Linked DNA regions of Homo sapiens: region 2 is linked to region 1. The links are chromatin loops, found by intact Hi-C in ENCODE. Cell type or tissue: GM12878. All regions are shown on one strand. Each heading gives the region's core, and the rest is flanking DNA. Links, peaks and the distances in the headings are about the cores only. Region 1 overlaps FOXP1 (forkhead box P1). Region 2 overlaps FOXP1 (forkhead box P1).

Region 1 (11,568 bases), core at 2,252-10,251:
ACTGGAAACAATGTAAACATCCAACAGAAAGAGAAAGATTAAAATCATGGTCCACTGTAGATTGACTGGAAGTGCAGCAATCTTTAAAAATCATGCTTACAGAGAATATTCAATGACTAAAAAAAAAGTGTTCATGATATAATGTTAAGTGAAAATGAGCAGGAAACAAAACTGTTTAAGATCATTTGTAGGGGTTTGTTCATAAAAACATTTTAAATTAGATTGAAATACACAAAAATGTCAATAGCTGTTTTCTTATGGCAGAGAGACATACTAGGAATTTTACAGCATCAAAATTCTAAAAGTTGGGTATATCATACAGGTATCTTTCTGAACTGGGAAATGACTAGCTTGCTACACGGATGAGAGAAGAAAAATATTGAAATGAGTAAGATATATGTTTGGATGAAAATGATTAAATGTTGGCATTATCTCCATATTATCTTCCACAGCTCAAATGGTCAATTTATATCTTTCTCTGAAAAAAAAATCCTGCTTATTTAAAAAAAGTAAAAAAAAAAAAAAAATCCATTGTGTACCCCAGCTATGGCACACAGCACAAAATACTGACCACCCTGAGAAAATGTCCTCCAAAACTCCTTCACCTCATGGTGGTCAACCCAAGCCAAGAACTACGAAAAAGAAAAGGTGCCCTTCTGTGTGTCTGCTTCTGCAGTGAGACACAAGAGGAAGGCAGCTCTGAGGCCTGGCAGTCACATTCAACTGTCTGTCCCACCTTCACGGAAGAGTGAGGTGAGGTAATAGAAAGACTGCCAGTCCTGCCTCCGACTTTCTGCTCTTCAAGTACTTTATTCAAACGATGAAAGGGAAGAATGACCAAGATGCTGCATTCTACCTTACATGCCACATTAGGAGAGAATGGCTTTGCCCATGCTTCCCCACCCACAGGGCCTCCCTGCAAACCTGTATTTTTTATTTTTGTTTGTTTATTTATTTTTTGAAACTGAGTCTGACTCTGTTGCCCAGGCTGGAGTACAGTGGTGTGGTCTCAGCTCACTGCAACCTCTGCCTCCCAGGTTCACGTGATTCTCCTGCCTCAGCCTCCTAAGTAGCTGGAATTATAGGCATGAGCCACCACATCTGGCTGATTTTTGTATTTTTAGTAGAGACGGGGTTTCACTATGTCGGCCGGGCTGGTGACCCGCCCACCTAGGCCTCCCAAAGTGCTGGGATTACAGGCGTGAGCCACCACACCCAGCAAACCTGTATTTCTTTAAGACAGTGTATGCACAGCCTCCTCAGAGAATCTTCCTTCCCTCCCCATGACTGATGTTGGCCTCTCATCATTCTTTTCCATATGTGGGCACTGCCAGCTGAACTGCCAGCCTCCCTTCCTATCTTCCTCCTTCTGAAGGAAACCTTCCTCTGACTCGGACGTGCCCCTTCCCTAACAGGGGCCATTAACCTCAGGGAAAGCTGGCTCTACCCACCCCCAGAGGTGGACCAGACTGGCTGTCGTGACTGGTTAAGCCAATCAGGGAATGACTTCTATCTACTCACAGGAATAAGCAATTCGGGCTAAGATGGCAGAAAGTTTTCTAGGAGGCTGATGAGGAAGGAAGATTCTCGTTCTTTTTCTTGTTTTTGTTTTTTGTTTTTTTGGATTTTTTTTTTTTTTGAGATGGAGTCTCACTCTGTCGCCATGCTGGAGTGCAGTAGGGTGATCTCAGCTCACTGCAACCTCCGCCTCCGGGATTCAAGCGATTCTCCTGCCTCAGCCTCACAAGTAGCTGGGACCACAGGCATGGGCCACCACGCCCAGCTAATTTTTGTATTTTTAGTAGAGACGGGGTTTCACTATGTTGGCCAGGATGATCTCCACCTCTTGACCTCATGATCCGCCCGCCTCGGCCTCCCAAAATGCTGGGAATCATAGGCATGAGCCACCACACCCAGCCGATTCTCACTTTTTTTTTTTTTTTTTTGAGGCAGAGTCTCGCTCTTTCGCCCAGGCTGGAGTGCACTGGTGCGATCTTGGCTCACTGCAACCTCTGCCTCCCGGGTTCAAGCAATTCTCCTGCCTCAGCCTCCCAAGTAGCTGGAACTACAGGTGCCTGCCACCACACCCAGCTAAATTTTTTTGTATTTTTAGTAGAGACGGGGTTTCACCGTGTTAGCCAGGATGGTCTCAATCTCCTGACCTTGTGATCCGCCCGCCTTGGCCTCACAAAGTGCCATTCTCACTCTTAAGAGATGGCAACTGGACCAGCCAGCTTCTCTCTTCCTCTGGCTGTTAATGGCAGGCAGAAATTGCTGCAGCCATTTTGCCTCCAGTGCAATGACAGGAATCACTGAGAACTCAATCACCAGATTTGGCTATGCCCCAGGGCTACCCCCACTCTGAACTGCCAGTGAAATGAACTAAGGCATTCGCTTACTATTTAAGCCTGTTTGGTAAGAATTTCTGTAACATGGGAATGAAAACTGATAGAATGGACAACTGCTATTTTTACCAGACAAACATAGTTTCTTATTCTTCTATAAACAGAACCTTCATTTTCTCTTTGGGAATCACCCCTCACCCATTCTCAGTTCCTGCAGTCTAGATAAAAGTGATCTCCCCTCACCCGCTAATCTAACTCCAGGGTAGGCAATAAAGCAAGAATGGCCAACCAGAGCACTGGCTCTAACTGGTTGGAAGGCTGTTACGTTACCTACTGGACCAGGGCTGGGGATGGTGGCTCATACTTGTAATCCCAACACTTTGGGAGGCTGAAGCAGGGACAGATCACTTGAGCCTAGAAGTCTGAGACCAACCTGGGCAAAACTGTGAAATCTCATCTTTATAAAAACTTAAAAAAATTAGCTGGGCATGGTGGCACGTGCCTGTAGTCCCAGCTACTCAGAGGGCTGAGGTGGGAGGATCACTTGAGCCTGGGAGGTCAAGGCTGCAGTGAGCCGTGATTGCATCACTGCATTCCAGCCTGGGTGACAGAAGGAAACCTTGTCTGGGGGCTGCTGGGGGTTGCGGGGGGGACCTACTAGGCCAATGACAGACCTACATAAGCCAGCTAGAACTATGGGGAAGGAAAAACTTCTATTCTGCTGGAAATGCTTACATGGCAGAACATAAACCTAGATCTGCTAGTAGCCATCTTCCTACAAAGAGAAATGAGAGAGCTAAGAATGAAGGAGACAATGAGAAAGCAAGACAAGAGATGGAAAGAGGCAGCCACCCCCTGACAACACTGTTTTAGCACCTGGCTCCATCTGTACCTGAAGCTAATCACCACCATACTTTTCAGTTACGTGAGTCACTAAATTATCTTCTGTTTCTTCAAGAAGAAAAAATAACGGTGCTCCATAATGTTTTCGCATCATTATTGTCACCACCACTGTGTAATGTGACTACGATTGACTCTTCCACAGACAGTGAACTCCTGCAATAAAGATTATGTTATCATCCTCACATCTTCCAGGCCTAGAAAGAACCTGGCTCACACAACCAGGTATGGCACTGGAAGCAAGTCATTAATACCTTACCAAGCTCAGTTTCCTAATTTCAAAAACAAAAGTAGTGAGGATGTGGAGACACTGGAACCCTTATATACTGCTCATGGGAATATAAAATAGTTCAGCCACTTTGGGAAACTGTTTGGCAGTTCCTCTAAAGGTTAAACATAGAAGGTAGCATATGGCCCAGTCACTCCACTTCTAGGTACGTACCAAAGAAAACTGAAAACATACGAAAACACAAAAATATGTATATAAATGTTCAGAGTAGTATTAACCAAAACAGCCAAAAGTGGAAATAAGCCAAGTGTCCACCAACAGATGAATGGATAAACAAAATGTGGTATATCTATACAATGAAATATTATTCAGCCATAAAAAGAATGAAGTACTGATTCGTGTTACAACATAGGTAATCCTTGAAAATATCCTGACTGAAAGCAGACAGACACAAAAGGCCACAGAGAGTTTCATTCCATTCATATGAAACATCCAGAATAGGCAAACCTATAGAAACAGAAAGTCGATTAGTGGTTGCCTGGAGCTGAGGGAGTTGGAAGGAAATGGGGTGGAGAGAGGATGAGTGCTAAAGGTAATCATCAGCTAAAGGGTTTCTTCTGTGGGACATAAAAATGTTCTAAAATTGACTGTGATGATGTTATACAACTATGTGAATATACTAAAAACCACTGTTGAATTGTGTACTTTTTTGTTTGTTTGTCTTCTGAGACAGAGTGTCACTCTGTCACCCAGGCTGGATTGTAGTGGCACGATCTCGGCTCACTGCAACCTCCGACTCCCAGGTTCAAGTGATTCTGGTGCCTCAGCCTCCTGAGTAGCTGGGATTACAGGCATGCACCACCACGCCCGGCTCATTTTGTATTTTTAGTAGAGACGGGATTTCACCTTGTTGGCCAGGCTGGTCTCGAACTCCTGACCTCAGGTGATCTGCCCACCAAAGTGCTAGGATTATAGGCGTGAACTACCACACCCAGCCTGAACTGTATACTTAAAATTGGTGAGTTTATGTATATGAATTCTATCTCAATAAAGCTGGCCAAAAAAAAAAAAAAAAAAAGCCAGCTGGACCAGACTATGGCCAAGGTCCCTAGTCACCACGACCCGTTGTGATTACAGTATTTTAGATGAAATAGGAAAAGATCGAACTATGTGACTGAGTAAGCTCTTAACCTCTCTGGAACTCAGTTTTCTCATCTATAAAATGGAGATGCAAGTCTCTTCCCTGTAAGGTTGCTGTCAGGATAGAATGAATTACACATATAAAACATTACAACAGCGCTGGCACTCACTAAGCATTTTGAATGCCGTGGTGGTTGCAGAGCTGGCATTTGCTGACTAGTCCCTTATATATGATCCTAGACAGAATCACTGCAAATCAAATTCTATCCCATGAAAATCATCATCGAGCACCAGTATATTTCTTTGCACAGTATTTTCATTCACTATTCCACTAACTTAGGAAATTCCAAAGATGCATTCCCACCTTCAGTTTCTTTTTTTCTTTCTCTTGGGGGATATGGAAAGAAAGAAAGAAAATGCAAGTAAGTATAGCAAACAGCAAGTAAACATTTTTCATCTTCTACTTGCAAAGCCAAGGGCTGATTCTAGACCACTACAAAGTACTTCCATATGTCTCCATCCTAGACAAAAAGGAAAAAGGGCCAAGCATGGAGGCCTGATGATAGGAGTTTGGGTTTAAAACCAAGACTCTCCAACCAAGTCTCAGTCTTGGGCTTCTATCCTCCGAGCTGTCAAGAAATGGAGGGATATGAAAGAACTCTACATGAGTCCTCCCAATGGTTGTTTCTGCCTGGACAGGGAGCAATGATAATCACTGTGGGCATAATAAGGGCAACCACAGTAGTGCCTATGATTTATTGAGGGCTCCTTATGTTCTAGGCCTTCTGCCCTGTTCCAAGTAAATTACATACATTAACTTACCTAATCTTCACCACCAGCCTTACGCAGCAGGTGCTATCATACCATTTTGTGGGTAAGAAAACTGAAGCACAGAAATGTTAATAGCTTGTCTAAGGGTCATGCGGCTTGTCAGTGGCCAGGCTGGGGATGTGAACCAGACTCTGGCTCAGTATCTACTGAACTATGTGTTGGGCTGGATTCTTGACTAGGCACAATGAACTACTGCCTTTAACCAACAGAGTCATAAGCGCTAATATTATTGACCTTTCACTGAGGGCTTAGGATATGACAGACACTGGGCATCATGTGAATTATCCTTACAACAACCCAGACAGGTACCTATTATCAACAACAAAATCATTTTACAGAAGAGTAAACTGAGGCTAAGAAATTGACCCAAGGTCACCCAAATACTAAGGGACCACACTGAGGCTCAGTTCTATTTTGTCTGCTTCAGAGATGATACATGTCAGGAATAGAATAATTTGGTTTTTCTATTAGTGGAACTGGATCTTTCTTGGGTCTTACTCAAATAAGAAGTTGAGCAAAGACTTCTGGGCCCAACAGATACATAATCTGGACTTCCTGGGCCCATTCCTTTGTCTCTATTTTATTTGGTATTCCCTCCCACTCATGCAATCGCTCCCTGTTCTCATCCCTTCCTTTAAGAGCAATGGGAAGAGAAGCATTGTGCCCCTAGCAAGTGCCCTTCCAGGAAAATACAGAATGTGAGCCTGCTGAGGTTGGAGAGATGAATGAGGAGCCAGGCTGGCCATGCAAGGCAAAGTGGGAGCAAACTGCAGAGGGGTGTGTGTATGTGTATGTGTGTGACTGTGGCCAGGGAGTGGCTGGGGAGGAGCAAGCTGAAGGAAAAGGAACAACATCCTGGCTCAGTGGAGCCCTAGGGGAGAGATGCAAAAGCTCTGGCTACTCTATGGGGTGCAGTAGGTTGTTTCAGATGCTTTCTTACTAAAAGCAAGACATAGATGGGCATCTTGTACATATGACCCACTTCTGAGTTTAACAAAAAAGGGCACATGGAGAGGCCCCCTAGGATGGCAGACCAAGCTGGGCAAATTTTATTCAACTCAATGCATGTCTAAGGGCTCAGTGCATGCAAAGATCGGCAACTGGCTGAGAACAGAGTCACCTTACCTACCGCAAAGGCAAAGCAACTGTGGGTTCTCTCTAAATCCTTCAGGACAAAGAACCAAAGTAAGTCTTAAGGACAATGCTTTATTTAGATATAACCACCGGGCTGTGAGAATATTTAAACATTTGGAAAACTTTGTATTGTAGCCATGAAAATGTGGTATTCTAGTCTTGGGTCTTCAATATGTAAATTTTTCTACATTTCAGAATATGAGGATATATGTAACACAGTCTCAAACCCAGAGGAGACTTTGTAACTCTATAAACAGGGTGTGAATTCACTTATTAAAGATATTTTCCTTGCACCCAAGGTGGAACGTCAAAGACAATGTGACCAAATGACAACTGCAATCCTGTGCCACTCGACAAGTAAAACCGTGTTTTCAACACTGTCTCAAAAAATGAGGGCTTTCCTCTCTCTCACCTTTCCTAAGGAGCTGGGCAAGCTGGTGCCAAACTGCCGTATGACTTCATCTCTGAAATCTGAATGGCACGTGTGAATACCCACAGTATGCCAGATTATCAGTAAGGTGATAATGCTTGTATATTATACCTGCTTGGCACCATTTGAATGAGGTTCCCTCAGGCCACTTAAGGTTTCACTTCCTGTTACTTGCACCTGCACTAATTTCAGAAGCAAATAAAAAACCCAGCAAAACCGTATTTTAGGACCTTATTCAAAAGCAAACAGACAAAAACCAAAGCAAGTCAACACAAACCCCAAAACACAGCAATAAGGTAATTAACCTGATGTTCCAAAGCTCATGCCACATATACAAGGTAGGCTTCCTTCAGTTTTTTCGTAATCTTTGCAAAGTTCTCATCCGTTATCTGCCTTGGCTATTTAATGTGACTTTTAACCAATAACGATACAATAGTAATAATCAGAAAAGCTAACATATATAAAGCTCCTGTATTTGCCAGGCACCCTGTGTCACATTCCACATGGATTATCTCATTTAATCCACCGAACAAATTGATGAGGTAAGTTCTTTATTCTGTCCTTTTAAACCCACACAAACATACACACACATTTATGGAAGATCAAGGTAAATCAGAAAGGTTAATAAGCTTTGAGTCACCCAACAAGTGTTAAAAGTCTCTGGTTGGCCGACCTTGAGTCGCTGCCCGTAACTACCACGTTGCAGTGTGACTGACACACATGACCACATTGGATGAGGATTTGGTTACACCCTTGGCCAGTGATGCAGGCTGAGATTAGCAACACTCTTTATCCCTGGAGTTAAATGTCAATTACAGAGTTTTCTTAAAAATTATTTGTAAGTGGGAATTTATATTTCAGTGGACGGGCAGACAATCATTTTGGGGAAGTTATTTCCATAACATTTTTGGAGGATGGAAATTGAAAAGAGAAAGAAAATAAATCAAATCATTACAGGCAGTGGCTCAGGCCTGTAATCTCAGCACTTTGGGAGGCTGAGGTGGGTGGATCACCTGAGGTCAGGAGTTCAAGACCAGCCAGGCCAACATGCTGAAATTCCGTCTCTATTAAAAATACAAAAATTAGCAGGGCGTGGTGGTACACGCCTGTAGTCTCAGAGGCAGGAGAATCTCTTGAACCCGGGAGGCGAGGTTGCAGGGAGCCGAGATCGCACCACTGCACTCCAGCCTGGGCGACAGAGCAAGACTTTGTCTCAAAGAAAAAAGAAAAATGAAAGAAGTCAAATCATCCACTGAGGAGTTAGGGGCTATACAGATACCAATGTCTTCTGTCAATTTGTCCATAGTGGAGTGTTAGGGGTTAAAAAAAGGATGAGAAATGATGGCTTCACGGGCTTCAGACTACCAGACCACATTAACCCACGGGCAGGCCTTCTATAGGGATACCAGGCACACTGCAGCAGGAAGGCAACATTCCTTATTGGTACCTTTGAAACAGTACTTTATTGTTAGGATATTTTATTTTGGTTGTTACCAATTCGTTGTGTAAAACTCGTTGGGTAAGAGAGAGTCTCTGCTAAATACACATATTTGGTGGCAGTGATGGGGGGGGAGCTAAACAGACTCTTAATAAGAAATTCAAATCAAGAATTACTCAAGACGACACCTGCCTTCTGGCCTAATGGAAAAATCAATCTGTCAGGTCTTAATTAAGTGCTCAGGCTAGAAAGAAAAAGCGGCAGCTTATACTTGGTATAGTACCTAGTATATTTTCGGTAGTCAAAATGTAACTAAAAGCCGTATTTGTTGCAGAAATGGTAACTATGCATAAAGATGGCCCATTTGATCCTGGGCGGCCATCTATTTAGTAAATAAAAGGTTGAAGCAGATGAATCTCATAAGCTTGTTGACAAAGATCTCTACGCATAATGATGTTGGGTTTGGATGTTTAAATGATGTTTGTATTAGAATGCCCAACTGAGGATGTCCAAAAATAAGGTAGGGGGTAACGCTGGGTGATCACAGAGCAATACTTTCTGCCCCAGAAGTCATTTGGGGTCGATAAAGGAGTACATGAGAGAAGAGGTGAACAAATGAGATATAAATAAATCAACGAGTGAATCAGTCAATAAATGAACACAGATCCATGTGTTACTTCCACAATGGCCAAGGAAACAACCAATTCTCCACTCTATTGTGTATAATCTCCCAAAAGCGCACAGGTATATGAACATCCACATCTCTCACTGACCACCATGACAGCAGTTAAAGATTCTGCCCGAGCCGCTCCTCATGCACTCAGCACAGATGTGGCTGAATGTGCGTCTCACGGGGGTTATGATCACGGTAGGGAGTGACAGTTGGCAAATGTGAGGTCCCTCTTCCCAACCTGCAAAGCAGCACAGCCAGTTTATTCTCCAACTGCCCTGACAGAGGTGGGGAAATAGAGACATTGAAAACGGTGAGTGGATTACAAGTTAATAACTGGTTTGCAAATGGTGAGCTGTCCTGAGCCACATTCTCGTTCCCCAAGGAACTCAACACCAGACACCTTGCCAGGGAAAAATAATACAGACAGACTACGTAAACACATTCAAATCCCAAACCTGACTATAAAACCCTTGTGTAGTCTAATGTTTGACCCAACTAAAGTATCATTTCCAGTCCCTGTAGTGTGAAAATTAAGGTTGTTGTGAAAAGGCAATCCAACGGGCAATTTGGAAAATAGATAGGAATGCTCTGACGTTCAAAATCTATGACTGTGAGGGAGAGAAGCCCAACAGGGGATCACGCATTTTTCCTTCCTTCAACTTATTTTTCCTTCCTTTCCTTATTATGTACCAGACCCATGGGTGGGGAAGTCAATGCTGTTCTCTGGAAAAAAAGCACTGTGCCCTCCATTGATTTTGAAAGAGCACCCTCCTGAAGGCGCTGGGCTGACACCAGTGCCCACCTGCTCTGCTCATCTTCAGCTTCAAAAGGCCACAGGGACATGAGAAGTGTCTCCTTGAGCCTGGGCCCTGGGTGCTCCTAATAATCTCATCACACCCCATCCCCTGAAACACACACACACCCATCTTCTCCCTGGGCTCTCAGAATCAGTCTCTCCCTCACCTCACAAAGCACTCCCTCCCAACATTCACAGCCCCCACAAAACTGCTGCATACCATTGTGTCAGGAGGAGCTATTGTGCTGGAATGATGAGGATAGGAAAAAAGAGGCTGATGGCCCAAACAATGTGGGCAAAGTGGGAACAAAGCAAAAAAGCACAGGAGATAAGATTTTTAAACTTCCCCATTTCCATCATCAAACATTCTAAAGAAAAATGAGAAAGTGGACGGTCAATACATTGTTTCCATAAAACACAACTTCAGGTAACAGAAACAATTCTCATTATTAATAAACAGCCAAGAATCAAGTGTTTACCATGAGCCAACACTGTTAGGGGCTTTGCACACATTTGCTCATTTATGTCTCCCATCAATCCTAACATCAGGTTCCATCACTGCCACCGAGATAAACCGAAACGCAGAGACTCCGTCATTTGCTCAGGATGCCAAAGCTACTAAGTGGCAGATAATCAGTGCATATTAAAGGAGAGAATTCAAGCTACTTAGTCTAAGGTGAAACATTCCAGAATGATCTAATTATCTTAAGATTCTAAAATGTGGTACTACCAAAAAATCCACTCTTGGCTTCAAACCAGTTGGACTTATACCCTTAGGGAAGCTGTTAGCTTTATTAGTGAGGGAGCCCCAACTGTCCAATGCAGTGGTACCGCACGTCCATAAAATGACTTTTGCATTCTGTAAGCCTTGGGTCAACCACATCTCTACTTGATGGGGCTCGATTAGCTTGCAATTCCTGAAAGCAGTGAAACAAATAGTGCACTTCCGGAAAGAATCTCCTTATTTAACAACTAACACTTTGGGATAAAAGAAAGAAAAGAGTGGACGTTCTTTCCTGAGGCTGCCTTCAGGTTGTAGGCCCTGCAGGCCTCTTCCAGAATGAAGCAGGTCACAATGAAGGGCAGGTGACAATGAAGAAGGGCAGGGAAGGTGACTGAGATGGAAGATACAGTCAAAATGGTAAAATCCTGGGAGAAGGGCTATAGAAGAAAAGAAAGAAAATGAAAGAAAGGAAGGGAGGAAGGGAGGAAGGGAGGAAGGAAGGAAGGAAGGAAAGGAGGGAAGGGGAGGGGAGGGGAGGGGAGGGGAAGAGGGGGGGAGGAGAGGGGAGGGGAAATTAAAAAAAGAAAGAAAAGGAAGGGAAGGGGAGGGAAGGAAAGAAACTCGAGCAGGATTCGCCTCCCTCATGGGACCTTGCAGAAGGCCTGCAGAGAATACCCAGTCCTGGAAATGGCTAAGATGTTGTACTCAATGCATATCTAGGAGAAGGTATGTGCTTCCTGAGGAATTTGAACCCAATTTGATTCAGCAATAGAGTACACTTAGATGGATGAGTGCAAGCTGTACAGGAGGGCCTCAGGCTGCTATGCCTGTCCCAACCTGGTCCTCCTGTTCTACAGAGGAAGAACCCTTGGTGCAGAGAAACAAAGCCCTTCAAGACAGTTTCTGAATCTCAGGCAGAGCTGGTTTC
Region 2 (11,568 bases), core at 2,136-10,135, 81 kb before region 1:
GAAACTCCATCTCTACTAATAATACAAAAATTAGCTGGTGTGGTGCTGTGCACCTGTAATCCCAGCTACTCAGGAGGCTGAAGTAGGAGAATCGATTGAACCCGGGAGGCGGAGGTTGCAGTGAGCTGAGATTGTGCCACTGCACTCTAGCCTGGGAGAAAGAACAAGACTCCACCTCAAAAAATAAAAATAAAAATAAAATATAAAAATGATGTATTTTCCTACTAAACTCTTCAAGGGAAAAAAAAAAAAAAAACCTCTTCATGGAGATCCACCAGAATAAATTATTCTATGATTTGGGGATACCTTTACCACGTCAATGGGGTGCTAATGGTATACACATTCTGGTATGAAATGCACAAGTCTACATGACAAAGTAGAACACAACCTCAAGAAAGCAGATTATCCGATAGCATTCAAAGTGAAACATCACTAGTGTGTTAAGTGACTCTTCAACTAGATATGTCAGTAAATGGTCCACACAATGGAAATGACTGAAAGTGGTTTTCTCCCAATCAGGTTATAATCCATGAGGGAATCTTTATGGATGTGTTGTGTTTATAGTGGATGAAAGGAATTAATTTAGAAAGAAATCTATCTCATATTTTCTTTTTTAAATATAAATTCATCAAGTTCTTTTTTTTTTTTTTGTTTTGTTTTTGAGCAATGGTTAAACCAAACTAGTCTGAGCCATAATTTGGTTAACTATTTTCCTTCTGTTGGATATTTCTTCTGGTTTCCTTTCATTCTCTTTCTTTCTTTCATTTGATGGTGGATGGAGAGGTGGTGTGCAGTTACACATCAGTTATGTCTACGACTGCCATTTCATTGCAGAATGAGTCCTCGGGTTATGGGTAAAATTTCATGCCATTTTGTTATTGCAATGGCGCGATCTCAGCTCACTGCAACCTCCACCTCCCAGGTTCAAGCGATTCTCCGGCCTCAGCCTCCTGAGGAGCTGGGATTACAGGCACCCGCCATCATGCCCAGCTAATTTTTTTTTTTTTTTTTTTGTATTTTTGTACAGATGGGGTTTCACCTTGTTGGCCAGGCTGGTCTCAAACTCCTGGCGTCACGTGATCTGCCCACCTTGGCCTCCCAAAGTGCTGGGATTACAGGTGTGAGCCACTGCGCCGGGCCGCATTGATGGTTTTCTTTAATGTGTTTGTTCTTAAATTATGTTTCCTGTCCTTTGGTCTTATTTGCAGCTTAATAATAACTGATTAGGTCTATGACATTCCCCAAGAACCTTAAGCTTTAATAATCTGTTTCATTAAGAAATTACTCATCTGAAGGAAACTTATTGACATTTATCTCATTCTCCCTCTTGCTCTTGTTAAGAGACACCTTTGGTTTTCAGAGACAAATAAGAAAAGGTGAGGGCCTTTATGTATCACCAGAGCCTTGAGCTAGTGTTGCAGATACAGCTTTCTTCCTGCCTGGCTGGTTTCCGCCATCTTTCTTTCTGTAGCAACAGGTGCACAATGAGGTGTGACACAGCGCCCCCCAGAAGATCCACCAAAAGCAGCACACAATGCTGCAGGCCTCCCAACCACCTAGCAAGTAGAAAAGTTCAAGGTGCTGGAAGTGTCCCATTCTAGGCAGATGCTCAAATTCTGAACACTTAAATCCCTTTGCATTTCCATAGAATTCTTTCATCTCCATGTAGGGCTCCAATGAGCCTCCAGAAACTGTAAAACTCTCGTAATCAAATGCAATTGAAGCATCATAAAATGAAAAGTCTGGGAATTATGTGTAGGTTGCCATGACTTAACTCATTGTTCTCATTTCCTTAATAAAATATATTTTTAAATAGCTCTCTATTATTTATAGCAAAAAGTAAAAATATAAAATTTTTGATTCAAATAATTACATAGGTAAGCTCGACAAAAGCAATTCTGAACTGTATAAAACCATACAACATAGAGTTAGCAAACATTTCTAACCCTTGATTTCTATTTCTCTTATGATGTTGAGCCTTGCATTCATAATGCTAGATTGAATATTAGTGCTACATCCAACTAAGGTAACCATGACACCTACAAAATACACACAAGCAATGCACATGACTGAAATCCTGTCAGATTATTCAAGTGACAATGGAAAAGAATATTACAAGGTAATTTCTAATATTGAAGATTTGTATGCATACATGAAGTACCAACTGAAATAGATCTTCAGAATGAAATTTCCTAAAATGATTAAAGTAAAATGTGAAACCTCACAGTTTATACAAGACAAGAAACATTTGGCTGCAAATCGTTTTATAATTTTGCTAATTAAAAATTATCCCATTTTCACTTTGGATTCATTATAACAGAAACAGGAATAACCTTACCATGCCAGAAACACAAGCAAATGGTTAAAGTTCTACTCTCAAAAAAATCTTTAAAAGTTGGCAAAACATTCATTAGGCTACAAATCAAAACCCGTCTGTCCTTGACATCTCTTTAATGTCTTCCAGATTCCACATCTTCTTTTTTAATCACTCGCTGAATCACTCAAAAATTAAAATATGTTAAAATACCACCTATCTTGGACCTCTAGAAAAGTCCTCTGATAGAATACAACCTTCAGCCCCCTACATAAGCCATGGATCCGTAATACCACCATCTGATTTATGTAAAGTATTCATTATATTTCACAATGAGAAAAAAATATTCCCAGGATCATGCCTGCATCAATAAATCTGCTACATGTGAAGAATATGAATAAATACTAAAAAGGGGCCACCATGAACTCTCTCTTGTGAAGTTTGCCAAGTAGAAATGGGTACAACTATGAGTAAAAATAAAAATCATTTTCAAGCTTCCAAGGTGTTACCAACAAAATATGCTTAAAAAAAGAAGAATGAGAGTGGCAAGGAGGTTGACTGATGAACAAGTATTTCTCTGCAAAGCTAATGAAGGCAATGTTTACAGCCTGCACTTATTTATTTATGCTTCTCTTCCCTGAGCCCTCCATGCGCCATGGGAGTCAGTATGCATTAATGGCACTGAAAACCAGAGAACCTTCCAACTGCAAGTTACAGTAGTCACTGTGTCAGTGGAAACAATGAATCACAGACATTCAACCTGGGATGAGTTGTGGCAGCACCTTACATGTGTCACCAATGTGTCGTGTGACATGGCTGTTGCCATGGTGAGGCACCATGTTCAGGAAATGTGTTAAGTCTCATAGAAGGCACCCAGCCATCCCTCAAGATACCCATGCCCAGTAACATTGTGATTGGCTTCCTCTCTGAGAATCTTGTTGAAAGGAGGGGGGGAGGGAAAGTCACTTGGAGAAAGCTGAAAGAAAATGAAGTACACCATCCCCAGTGTTGTGTGTGTGGGCTCTGGCACATTGAGAATAGCAGTATCTTTAACTCAAAATTAGCTTGAATAGTTTCAATGGAATAAAAGCAGACTATCCCAAAAGGGGGAGGGGGTAACTTTTACGTCACTTGCACAATTTATATGCATTAAAACAAAGGATAGGGCTGGGCGTGGTGGTCACACCTGTAATCCCAGCACTCTGGGACTGGGGAGTTACCACCTTTACTTCTACACAGTTACCTGGCTTAAAATGAAGAAAAGCCTATTCCAGCATACTAAAGTTTCAAGAGACAATTTATAATTCTTTATGTGCCAGCTTCTCAGATTTAGAATTTAGGAAGTAGGTTAAGAACAGTCACTGTTTCGTTTCCAAATGATGGAGATAGGTTTGTCAAAAAGAAGTACCCTTAAGTGAATTATATCTAAATGTGGACACATCAATAAAATATATCTCTATGACTATTGGGGCAGGTGGATCACCTGAGGTCAGGAGTTCAAGACCATCCTGACCAACATGTTGAAACTCCGTCTCTACTAAAAATACAAAAATTAGCCAGGCGTGGTGGCGGACGCCTGTAATCCCAGCTACTCAGGAGGCTGAGGCAGGAGAATCACTTGAACCCAGGAGGTGGAGGCTGCAATGAGCTGAGATCACACCATTGTGCTCCAGCCTCGGAAACAAGAGCAAAACATCATCTCAAAAAAAAAAAAAAGAAAAGAAAAGAAAAGAAAAAAAAAGATAAAGCAAAAGACCATAAACTACATCATTTCTTGGGTAGACAGAACAGAAAAATTATAAGGATTAAGGACACATGAACAACTAATCTTGGTTATGTTTACCAAAAAATCCTCCTCTTGAGCTTTTCTAACCGAAGTCTCCAACTTTACCCTACCACTGCTTTCATCATCTGGAAATAGAAATAAAAACAGAAACAGGCTGGGTACGGTGGCTCACGCCTGTAATCCCAGCACTTTGGGAGGATTAGGCAGGCAGATCACGAGGTCAGGAGTTCGACACCAGCCTGACCAACATGGGGAAACCCTGTCTCTACTAAAAATACAAAAATTAGCTGGGCGTGGTGCCACGCACCTGTAATCCCAGCTACTCAGGAGGCTAACGCAGAAGAATTGGTTGACCCCGGGAGGCAGAGTAAGAGAAGATCGCGCCACTGCACTCTAGCCTGGGTGACAAAGCAAGACTCTGTCTCAAGAAAACAAACAAACAAACAAACAAAAAACCCCAAAACTAAACAGGAACAGACTCGTGATCATGAAGCTTAAATGATCTACTGCAACCAAAGGACTGAGCCGAGTGTCTGGCACACAGTATGCTGCTACTGCAGGTACTAGAACTGGAATTACCACCTTTACTTCTACACAGTTACCTGGCTTGAAATGAAGAAAAGCCTATTCCAGCATACTAAAGTTTCAAGAGACAATTTATAATTCTTTATGTGCCAGCTTCTCAGATTTCGAATTTAGGAAGTAGGTTAAGAACAGTCACAATGTTTCGTTCCCAAATGATGGAGATAGTTTTGTCAAAAAGAAGTGCCCTTAAGTGAATTATATCTAAATGTGGACACATCAATAAAACATATCTCTATGACTATTGGTGCTGTGGGAAACAATGCACATGGTCACAGGGCACTCAAAATTGAAGCAAAAGACGAACAGCTGAAGGAGCAAGAGATTTTTAGCCTGGAGTGGGCTCAAGAAGATCTGCTAACTCTCCTCAAATCTTTCATAGCTTGTCAAGTAGAAGAGATGGGTTTTCTAGAATCCCAAGGTACCAAACCAGAGTGGGAAGCCCATGCATGGTAGATTTGAGTCCAGTGTAAGAAAGAACTTCCTAGCCCTAACAGCTGGCCACACATATATCGGTCTTTCCCAAGGATAGAAATTCACCATCTCTCAGGTTGTTCAAATGCAGTGTGGATGTTCATGTAGTGGTAATTAGGCCTCAAACACTGAGGCACAAGGTATAAGGAAGGGCAGGCAATATCCTTCATTCTTTTTTTGAGCACAGAATGTCTGTCTTTGAATGTGCATGACATATATCACTACAATACATTGATAGATACACATACATATATATACAAAAAAGTTCACATCCTAGAGAAATGAGGGCAACTTTGCTGTAATGATCACAAACCAAATATTTTGCTTAGGACAAACTTTGGGGCTAACAGCTGGCTGTAATTTACAAAAATTTACCATGTGCTAACTCTTTTCTAATGCTTTATGTGTGTTAACTCATTTAAATCCCACGATCACCTATGAGTTAGGTACTATTATTTTAAAGGTGAGGAAACTGAGGCACAGAGAGATATGACCTACCCAAGATTATACTGTTGGTAGGTGGCAGAACCAGGATTAAAGCCCAAATTGTCTGGCCAACATCCTGTATGCTTATTACCACATGTAGATGTTCACTACATATCAAAGGTTCTACATCTTAACTTGGATCCTGGAATGCATTTATTTTTCACTTAACAAAAAAGATAATTTACAAAGCTTTCAGCACAAGCCTATCTTTGTTGTCTCCTCTCTCCCACTTCCTACCTTTTTTATTACAAAGGACATTTATGTGAAATCATGATATTTGCATCTTAGTCAGTCGTCTTTTCTGAATGTTTATTCCCCAACCCCAAAAACAATACTTTGGTTCATAAATTCTGACTTGGTGACAATCAGAAACTTTTTCTCTTTCATATTCAAGTCAGTTTTATCATGATACTTGATAAAGAAATATTCCTCTAGATTATTCTTACCTTTCTTGAGAAACACCCATTTCATTTCTACTTCTTGGTGGGGCTTCCACCATCCCTTACTCTAAAGGCGCCTTGAGAATAATGCCCACAAACCTTCTTCGCACACCTTTTCTCACTCGATGCTATTTTCTACCTAGGCCTCCGTTTTATGAAAACGCCCCACTCCACAAATTCACTCTTCCCCATGTTTCCCCTGCCCTGACTTCCTCCACCTGTTTACGACACAAAAGATTTAAATCTCCAGCAAAGAGAGGAGGGAGGATTTGCAGCATCTTCTCTCCAGAGTGTTCACATGCACATCTGATCACTCTTGTCCTCCAGAGATTTCTTCAGACGCAATCAGCTGACACGCACATGTCGCCTGCTGTCTTCCCTCATGATAAATTAAGGAACATTTAGAAGAAAAGTTCCTACTTCTAATCCTTCAATACCACCTCTAAGGGCTTTGCTGCACCCAGGTACCACTTGCACAGTAATCTTTATAGTTTTCCTTAAGCTTCTCACATTTTTATTAATGTCATAATTAGCAATATCATCTGAGAAGCCAGACTTGAAGTGCTAAGTTTATTTTTTGCTACAAATTAATATATAACACTATTAAAAATAATACATAACCTTTTTTTTTTTTTTTTTTTGAGACGGAGTCTTGCTCAGTCGCCCAGGCTGGAGTACAATGGTGAGGTCTCAGCTCACTGCAACCTCGGCCTCCTGGGTTCAAGCAATTCTCCGGCCTCAGCAGTAACAGGGATTACAGTTAGGGTAACTGGGATTACCAAGTAACTGGGATTACAGCTGTGCGCCACCATGCCCAGCTGATTTTTTATTTTTAGTAGAGACGGGGTTTCACCATGTTGACCAGGCTGGTCTGGAACTCCTGACCTCAGGTGATCCAACCACCTTGGCCTACCAAAGTGCTGGGATTACAGGCGTCTGCCACCACACCTGGCCTAATAATACATAACTTTAAAATTTTTTTTTAAATTTTCTGTCTTGCAGAAAATTCACCTTAAATTCCTCCACTAGTGAGATATACAACACATTTTAATAACACTGGTTAGGAAGAGACTATAGTTCTTATGTCACTTTTTTTTTTTTTTAGACCAACGTCTGGCTCTGTCACCCAGGCTTGATGCAGTGTAGTGGCATGATCTCAGCTCATGGCAACCTCCACCTCCAGGATTCAAACTATCCCCCCCACCTCAGCCTCCCATGTAGCTGGGACTACAGGTGCAAGCTACCACATCCGGCTAATTTTTTTTCTTATTTTTTGTAGAGATGGGGTCTCACTATGTTGCCCAGGCTGATCTCGAACTCCTGAGCTCAAGCAATCCACCCATCTGGTCTCCCAAAGTGCTGGGATTACAGGTGTGAGCCACCACGCCCAGCCTTACGTCACTTTTCAAAGTCTACTTTTCTTCTTTGACTTGTCTTCCCTTTTCATTTCACTCTTCACCTTGAACCTCATTTTTACATCTAGATATATTTTTGTCTTTTATTAAGTAAAGGAAGGACCTCACTAAATTGTACTCTAAATCAATAATTATGCAGAACAGCCTGTCTCAAGATAAGCATTAAATAAAAACTGATGACATTATTATTTCATCAGAAACCGAAGAGCAAGTGAGCGAGCAGAAACACCAGAGAGCGGGAACAAAGGGCCGGTCCTCGCCACTACTTCCCAATCTTCTTCCAGACTGGGGCTTGGCAAACTATAGGCGCGTGGGCCACATCCAACCTGCCACCAGTGAGCTAGTTTTTACTCTTAAAGGGCTGGGGGAAAATGAAAATCCTACTACTACTTAGTGACACATGAAAATCATGTGAAATTCTAATTTCGGCGTCTGTAAATAAATTGTACTGGAACACAGCCACACCCCTTCATTTACATACCATCCATGGCTGCTTAGAGGGGACAAAGGTAAATAGTTGTAACAGACCAGGTGGCTTGCAAAGCCTAAAATGTTTACTATCTGGCTCTTTACAGAAAAGATTCGCTGATCCCTGTTACAGGCAGAAATTAGACTGAGCCTCCCACCATCACACACATACACGAACTTTTTTTTAATTACAAAAGTTTTCCTAAAAACACAGTAGTAAAAAAAAATAAAAATAAATAAAAATTTGAAAAAAGAACAGAAGGAACCTACCTCCATATTAGGACCACCATTAAAAGCTCATTTTTTTGTAACCGGGGCAACGACTAGAAGCACAGACACCCACCTATTGGCCTCATTATCCACCAGCTCGAATTTTGGTTCCCCTAATTTCTCATGCAATTCTGCAGAATATTAACCATCCTAAGAGTAAACTACCCTGATACCTTTTTAAAGCAGCAACATTATTAACAATTAAAAAGCTGCCACCACACATACACAATAACTTTCTTATATTTTAATATGCATATCCATAGTCTGATTATAACAGCGTGGAGAGATTGACAGGAAATGACTGAGTGTAATGGCTCCAAAGGAGACAGTACATTGATCAGTAAATAATACACGTCCCTTGAAACTGTCTAACTGCATATTTACACTTGTCAACTCTCATACACTTTGATGACAGAATTCTTTTTCAAACATCTAAGTAAAAACTCTAATACTTATTTTTAAAATGCTTTTAATAATCACAAAAAGCATACTTCAAGGATATGTAAGGTTTAAATTTCACCCACCAAATAGTGCCACCTGGAGCATTCATTGCTACATCCTCAATATTCTTGGTTTTATCAGGAAATTGGCAAAGTCTCAAAAAGGTTCAAATACAGTTACAAGCAGCATATATCTAACATTTGCAAGGTGTCAAGCACTGTATTAAGGACTTTTCACAGCCAATAGTGTGGATGACACCACTGTCCCCATTTGGCAGAAGAGAAAACTGAGGCTTGGAAGGAGTTGTGACATGGTCGGGGTTACGGTATTATTGAGTCCTGGGGCCAGGACCTGAGGCTATCCACTCAACTTCAGAGACCACACTCTCCCTAACCAGTCTAAGGGCCTGTGTCTCAGTGTGGGCCCGAAAGTCTGTATTTAATGCGCTTCCCAGGCAGTGCTGAGATGACACTTTGAAAAACACAAAACGTGGAGGTAAAGAAGAAAATCTGATGGGCCCTAAATTCAGGTCTCCTCTACAGCCCTCCAAACACTGCCCGTAGGAAGATTACAGATAAAAATCTATAACACACGTATTATAGCCCTTGGCATGTCATACATACTCAACTATGACAACTGCCATCATTTTATAAGTTACTTGGGGACTGCTGGTATGTCAGGTTAAAGACATTGTATCTGTATTGTCCAGTAAATTACTCCTGGACAAAATGGGCTGATGAGGTCAGCATCTCCTTGCCCTAAGACCCCATATCAATTAAATTATACTGGCAGCTGAGGGCCAGCAGGTGTTGGGTAGAGGACAGGGGTGCAGAGGCCTGGTTCTATCCTGCCTGTGATTGGTTTATCAACGACTAGATTAGACAGTGAGCTAGATAAGCCTCTCATCTCCCCAATATCCCTTTTATACAATAAAAGTGGTCAAAAATATTTAAAAGTAGAGAAAATAGTAAACCCCCTTATATCCATCACCTAGATTCTAGATTTATCAAGCTTCTGCCCCAACATTTTTTCTTATTTTCTGAAGATTCATAAAGGAACTTGCAACTGACATGTCATTTCACTCTTAGATAATTCAATATGCAACTTTTTAAAACAGGGAGAAAAAAGTTCCCTGAATAATAACTGAGGCTGGAAGCGATGGCTCACGCCTGTAATCCCAGCACTTTGGGAGGCCAAGGCGGGCAGATCACCTGAGGTCAGGAGTTCAAGACCAGCCTGGCCAACATGGTGAAACCCCATCTCTACTAAAAATACAAAAATTAGCCAGGTGTGATGGCGTGTACCTTTAATCCCAGCTACTAGGGAGGCTGAGGCAGGAGAATCGCTTGAACCTGGGAGGCAGAGGTTGCAGTGAGCCAAGATCATACCACATACCACTCCACTCCAGCTTAGACAACAAAGAGACTCCATCAAAAAAAAAAAAAAAAGAACCACAGAAATAATGCAGTGTTGAATCCAGTGGCATGACTCTGGGGAGATTTTTTTCAACTGAGGAAAAAGCCAGGAGGTGAGGAATATTTTGGAGAAAATTTTTGGAGGAAGCCATTCCCTTTTACATTGCTGCCTCTATAAAAATCTTGCAGATGAAGCTGCTGTTTTAAATAAGTCAGATTCCACCTCTTTCACAAAGACAAGTATAAACTACAAAATCTTCTCTGCCTAAATCAAAAAGACCTTAAAGAACCACGGAATCTATTCAAAGATGAGGAAGTAGCATGTCCTCATGGTTAAGACAAAGGTTTTGAAATTGGCCCAACTTGGAATAAAACCCACTTCTCACTCTTGCTATGCAATTCTGAGCAGGTGACTTATGCACTAACCTTCTCTCTTCTCAACATTAAAACCAGAATAATACCTAGAACACAGAGATGTTGTTAAGGTTCAATAAGATAAGCAAGGTGATACTTGAACCAACATAGGAAAAGTAAGTGCCTGATGAATAGCTCTCTAATTATTTGTTATAAATATTACTAAAATCTGATCGAATACAGAAGGAATAAAAAGATTTTATCTCATGAGCCTATTCCAATCCATTGGATGGTGCTACATAGAATATCTGTAGGGAAAAATCCAAAAGCCACCATCAGAACAGGCCTGCTGTTTCGGGGGCCTGCTGATTTTGTCACCCTTAATCAAAGTCAACCGTATCATCCTATTATTACGGGCCAAGAGGGTAACAATTCACGTGTTCACCACAGTCACTCTTCCGCACTCTGCTTTTCATGACCAAAAGAAATAATAATATGCAACATATTGAAATAAAATTAAAATGTACATTAGCTAAATGATAGCTTATATGTACTAATTGCTTACTTTTCTTGAAGACAGAATAAAATGACGGCAATTCTCAACAGGCAGCTCAGCAGCCTGCATATAAACTGAATGGAAATTTCCTTCTCTTTGCTTCTGTGCATTACTTGAACCAACTTAACAGAAAACAGAATATTTTCAAAAACAACATGCAATGGAGTTTAAGTTCCTAGAATTTTACATCACGGAAGATATCATTTGAAATATAATAGCTAAATGCCTTCCTCCCTGGTACAGCTTGCTTTGGTGTATTGATAAGAAGTAAGATTAATATGCAAAAGGAAAATGTAAGAAACTTGCCCTGCACCGGTCAGCACCCGGCATGTATGTGCCTCTCCCTATGAGAAAGCAACTGCACCCAGAGAGTGAAAGTCTGGGTTTGGCTCTCACATCACCACTTCCTTGCTATGTTAGAGCCTCAGTTGATACACAGGTAAAAAGAGAGCGACATAGACTCATTCTCGTCTTTTCCAAAGTTACGCAAATTGAAAAAAAAAACACTACAAAACTATAATATTTCACAGACATAACACAAAAACCAGTTGAAGGGTAGAAAATAAA

Evidence for each region. A loop is a pair of places that touch in the nucleus more often than their neighbours do. Peaks named below come from ENCODE experiments on the same cell type or tissue, not always from the same donor. Only the 100,000 strongest peaks of a DNase experiment are listed, where the experiment ranks them.
Region 2: it touches region 1 in a loop (17-fold over the local background); 2 of 110 quality-filtered maps call a loop at or near these places.

Annotation. Positions count from the first base shown.
Region 1 is chr3:71,556,875-71,568,442 of GRCh38, forward strand. All of the region lies in intron 2 of FOXP1 (forkhead box P1), which reads right to left. Among named protein-coding and RNA genes, the nearest start is that of MIR1284, 21 kb to the left of the region's middle. In GM12878, for the core only: no CTCF peak of the experiment used is centred there; a DNase peak (open chromatin) is centred at 7,177; H3K27me3 peaks cover 59 bases.
Region 2 is chr3:71,475,664-71,487,231 of GRCh38, forward strand. The region is part of intron 3 of FOXP1 (forkhead box P1); the gene reads right to left. Among named protein-coding and RNA genes, the nearest start is that of MIR1284, 61 kb to the right of the region's middle. In GM12878, for the core only: no CTCF peak of the experiment used is centred there; no DNase peak of the experiment used is centred there.